Linked DNA regions of Mus musculus: region 1 is linked to region 2. Evidence: chromatin loops called from intact Hi-C (ENCODE). Cell type or tissue: heart. All regions are shown on one strand. Region 1 overlaps Gm46043 (a long non-coding RNA gene). Region 2 holds the start of Med26 (mediator complex subunit 26).

What was found. Peaks named below come from ENCODE experiments on the same cell type or tissue, not always from the same donor. Only the 100,000 strongest peaks of a DNase experiment are listed, where the experiment ranks them.
Region 1: a loop joins it to region 2, with 2.3 times the contacts of the local background. A loop is called at or near these places in 6 of 42 quality-filtered maps.

What each region holds. Positions count from the first base shown.
Region 1 is chr8:72,421,617-72,424,116 of GRCm38, reverse strand. It overlaps Gm46043 (a long non-coding RNA gene), which reads right to left. Exons shown (of 3, transcript XR_001778581.2): 1 at 2,337-2,500. Among named protein-coding and RNA genes, the nearest start is that of Eps15l1, 1.4 kb to the right of the region's middle. In heart, a CTCF peak has its summit at 972 (motif pointing left); no DNase peak of the experiment used is centred here; H3K4me3 peaks cover 781 bases; H3K27ac peaks cover 745 bases.
Region 2 is chr8:72,547,228-72,549,727 of GRCm38, reverse strand. Med26 (mediator complex subunit 26) reads left to right here and starts at 1,418. Exons shown (of 3, transcript NM_027485.4): 1 at 1,418-1,833. The coding sequence starts at 1,762. In heart, no CTCF peak of the experiment used is centred here; DNase peaks (open chromatin) are centred at 1,327 and 2,197; H3K4me3 peaks cover 2,500 bases; H3K27ac peaks cover 2,500 bases.

The DNA.
Region 1 (2,500 bases), 130 kb after region 2:
TGTGTGTATATCTCTGTTTGTATTGTACTACATGCAGTTGCCCATTGAAGCCAGAAGAGAGCATCAGATCCTCTGGAGCAGGGGTGGGGGTGGTGGTGGTGGGTGGGGTGGTGGTGTTGTTTGTTTGTCATGGGTGCTGGAAAATGAACTCGGGTCCTCTGGGAGAGCAGCCAGTGAGTGCTCTTTACCACTGAGCCATCTCTCCCCAGCCCCTCTATTTTTCTTTTAAATCATTTTAAAGATTTATTTATATGTATAAGTGTTTTGTCTATGTAGTGGTTTGAATGAAAATGGCACCCATAGGTTCATATATTTAAATGTTAGGGAGTGGCACTATTTGAAAGGATTAGTGGGTATGTGGCCTTGTTGGAGGAAGTGTGTCACTGGCGGTGGGCTTTGAGGTTTCAAAAGCCCACACCAGGCCCAGTGTCTCTCTGGATTAGATATAAGTGCTCAGCTACTGCTTTAGGAACATGCTTTTCCTGCTGGTTACCATGCATCCTGCCATCATGGTCATTGACTCTAAGTCTCTGGAACTGTAAACTCCCTCCACCCTCACCCCGATAAACTCTCTTATACATTGCCTTGGCTGTGGTGTCTTATAGCAACAGAAAAGACACCAAGTGCTAGGATGACAGGTATGTGCCATGATACATGGCTATATTTCCTTAATCCACCCCCCTCCCCTTTTTTTAAGATAATGTTTCACCATGTAGTTCTGGCTAGCTTATAGCTCCTTATGTAGACCAGGTTGCCTACAAACACATGAGATCTGACTCTGCCTCCTTGAGGGCTGAGATTAAAGGCATGTGTTACCACACCTAGCTGGAAAAGTTTTTAAAATTTTTATGGGCTAGAGAGATGAGTCTGTGATTAAGGGCACTTGCTGCTTTCTCAGAGGATCTCCGTTCAATTCTCAATACCTACATCAGGCACTGGACAACCACTGATGCCCTCTTCTGGCCTCTGCAGGTGTCTGCACTTATGTACACAAACACACATACACAGAGCTTTTAAAACAAAGATTTGTGTTATGTGTATGGTGAGGCAGCTGGTCACACAGCATCCATTGTCCTGGCCTCCAGCACATGGAACAAGTGTGTGTGTGTGTGTGGGGGGGTCTTCCTTCCTCAGCTTAGTCTAGAAATTCACAGTTGTAACCCAGAGCTTTGTCTCCTATATGATTCTAGATCCTGTGCAGCTGGCAATCAGGATCAGTCACAACTACCTCAAGAAATCAAACACAGTGGGACTGAGTGTGGCGGTATATGTGTACCATGTTTCCCAGCACCTGTGTAGTGGTTTGAATGAGGATGTCCTAAGGGGCAGCAAGATAGCTCAGTGGGTAAAGATGCTTGCGGCCAAGGCTAACAACCTGAGTCCTATCTCTGTGACTCATGGTGGAAGGGGCCATCCAACACACAAATCTTTTAAGATGTAAGTTAAAATGTAACTTAAAAAAAAAAAAAAAGACAAAGAAATACCAGAGTAGGGGCTGGTGAGATGGCTCAGTGGGTAAGAGCACCCGACTGCTCTTCTGAAGGTTCGGAGTTCAAATCCCAGCAACCACATGGTGGCTCACAACCATCCTTAACAAGATCTGACTCCCTCTTCTGGATTGTCTGAAGATAGCTACAGTGTACTTACATATAATAAATAAATGAATCTTTAAAAAAAAAAAAAAAAAGAAATACCAGAGTAGCTGAAGATATAGTTAGTTGGTTAAGGGTGCTTGTTGCTTTTCCAGAGGACCCTAGTTCTGTTCCCACTCATATCGGGGGTTGGGGGCTCATAAGTGCTTTTAACTCCAGCTCAATGGCATCTAATAAACTCTTCTCTCTTGGGCAGGCATTGGCACGAGCACAGCAGGCATATACACATAAAAAAACAACAAAAAACACCAGATGTCAGGCTACACCCACATCTGCAAGCAATCAGAACCCAAATCTGTTTAACAAGCATACTGAGTGGTACTAACACTGCATATGGCCCAAGTTAGACTTGAGCACCATGGTACTTTGTTGTGTGCCACTGTCTCCATTTCCCCGGGAAAAGTTCAGCAAACCCTAGGCATTAGTAGAGGCTACTAGAGTGGAGAAGTTAAGACGGTGCCTGGGTTTAGCCAAGCTCCGATTCACAGACCCAGACTGGAAAGTGCAGGGAGCTGGAGTGCAGCGGTCTGGAAGGGAGCCCTACCTATCCCTTGGGTTCCCTGCCTCACAGGAGCCTCCAAAGCCAGGGGCTCGGTTTGCCCACTCCAATCAGGAGATGCACACGAGGCCCTCCCCACCCCCACAGACCGACTAGCCCGCCCACTCTCGGCCCACTAAACTTACGAGGCTCCGAACCTTCTAGTCACGCTGTGCTTTAGGCTAGGCTCTCTAAATCACCCGGTACGGCCAACTCTGGTAAGGCTATGCGACAGAGCCTTCCCCATAAAGGCTCCGCCTCCAGCCAGAACTGCCCCGCCCTCTCCACTGTGATCGAGGCTCCGCCCTCT
Region 2 (2,500 bases):
AGTGTATCTTCAAAATGGGCTGCTTTCCAACTTGGAACCTGAGCTCCAAACACATGCCAGGAAGAGAGTGTATTTGAGAAGTATTTGTTCGTGTTCATTCTATTGGTGTAATGCAAAGCCTTCTGTCATGTGCAGAATCAAGAAACCAGCCATGATAAATTTATTTTCTGGGTGGGTGGGAGAAAAGGGCAGGGTCTTACTTACGTAGTCCTTGCTAATCTGGAACTCACTGTGCAGACCAAGCTGGCCTGGAACTCCAGTGAGCCTCCTGCCTCCCAAGCGTTGGAATTAAATGCCTGGTTCCTCACCTCCCCCAGTACCCCCCCCCCGAAGTATGACAAATTTAAAATTAACAGGTGTTGAGCAGCTCTCAGAAGTACATGTGGTTTTCATTACCTGTTTCCCTTCCGTTTCATGTCTGGATTTTTAAGGTTACAACACTACACGAAGTTATTTCTCCCGAGGCCACTTTCGTATAGTGCACTAAACTCGGAGCCCGCCCTCCATCTGTCCAGTTGTAGGGGTCACCGAAGGACGGAGGACCGCAGCCTTTATACTTGACTTCCTTCGTTTCTTGGTTTGACTTAAAACTCCAGGTGACCTTGGTGCTTCCCTTCCTCCCCCGTGAGGCGTTCCTGTTTTCCATCACCTGAGATGCAAAGGCGGGGTCGCTCCGTCCCCTCGGAACGCCAAGGGGAAGATGCTGGGCGACGGTTCCGCATCCTGCTGTTCAGACACAGGCTGGCCACCTCCAGCCCCCCCCGCCCCCCCCCCGCCTCTAGGAAGGCGACAAAAGCGGTGCTTCCTCTTGAGTTCCAGCCCCGCACGGATGCAGACCCGAGGTGTCAGCGTCGCGCAGGCCTTGCAGACTTGCGTCCTCTGCAGAGGTGGCAGCTCCCAGACGTGACCTTAGGTCCCCGCAGCACGCGGGTCACATGGGGACACGCACTGCCCTGCAGACCCGCGCCTGGGGCCTCTGCAGCGGAGAAGGCTGTGCGGAGCTCCTCCGAGCTCCTCGAGGCACGAGTCTAAACGCAGGGAACCGCTGCCTTCCTCAGATTACCTATGGCCGCTCCAATCCTCTGGTTTCTAAACGCAGGAGGCCCTCATCCGGGGGAGGGTCTTTCCATTCCGCAACCCCAAAGCAGTCAGAAGATAGAGTCGGTGTTCCAGGACTTGAAGGGTGCGCTTCCGTTAGGAAGCCCATCCCTCCAGTCCCGAGTGGGCGTGGCCTTCAGATAGCGTCCGTTGCCACGCCCAACTGCCTCCCAACGGCCCTCTGTGTCGGACCTCGGAACCAGGCGGCAGGACCTGCTAATTGCGCCTGCGCGCGCGTGCGCACAATCAATAGGAGGGGCTCACGAGCCGGACCCTCCCAAACCCGGCGTCTCCACCCGCCCCATCTCCCAACCTCCTCAGCGTGGCGCCGACGCTGCGTGCGGCGCGGGTTACCCAGAGTGCTCAGCGCGGGGGGCAGCTCACTGGAGTTTGGTTCTCGAGGCGGCGGCGGCGGTGGTGGCGGAGGCTCCTCCGTCGGCTCCTCCTCCTCGCTCGGCGGTGGCGGCGGTGGTCCGGGGCCTGAGCTCCGGTCCCCTCCGCTTCCCTCCGTCCTCGCCATCTCCCCGAGCGCCTTGACCTCCTCCGGCGCCGCGGGGAACATGCGGCTCCGTTCCCGGAGGCCGGCGAGTGACTGACCCGCGTTCCCCCTCCTCAGCCTGCCCGCCCGCCGGCCCGGCCGCTCCCCCCCGCTTCGCCCAGGCAATGACAGCGGCTCCGGCGTCTCCGCAGCAGATGAGGGACCGGCTGCTACAGGCCATCGACTCCCAGAGCAACGTAAGTGACTGCCTCGCGATCGGGGACCGAGGCCGCATGTGTCGAGACCCTCCCCCTCCGACGCGCCCCCGGCTAGGGGCTCTCTCCAGGCGGTGATCTGCCCGCCACAGCCACTGCCATCTCGGTCTCTCTTTCTCCTGGGTCCGGGGACCGCAGGCAAGGCGGATTGCCCGGCAGCTGAGGGTACCTGAGGCCGAGGCTTCACGCGGCCTGGACTGAGGGAGCGTTTGGAGCTTTGATCAGAGCTAGTTCTTCTCCGTTGTCCCAGCCCGACCGCCCTTGGTGGTCCCCACCGTGCCTCCTTGCCTCACCTCAACCCTGGGAACTGAGAACCCCCCGGGAAGGTCTCCCTGCCGGGGGCAAGGTGGGAAGCAACTAGTGTCTCCGCGATGACTAGAGTAGCCCGCGTCTCCGGAGTCTTGGCCTTTACTCCCCTTCGGTCTCCTGGCTGAACCTCCTTCTTGGCTAGGAGGGAACCCTAGGCCCGTTCTGCCCCCAGTCTGTCTACCTGTGATGCCTGGAGAGTCTCCTCTTTTTTCTGATAGTGGACAAACCTTTCCTGGGGTCTTTCTAGAAAAGACGACCCTGCAGAGAGTGGGATCCTTCCTGTCATCTTTCTTGGCCTAAATGCTCCATTGCGCATCTGACCAGAAGCTAAAGCATGGGA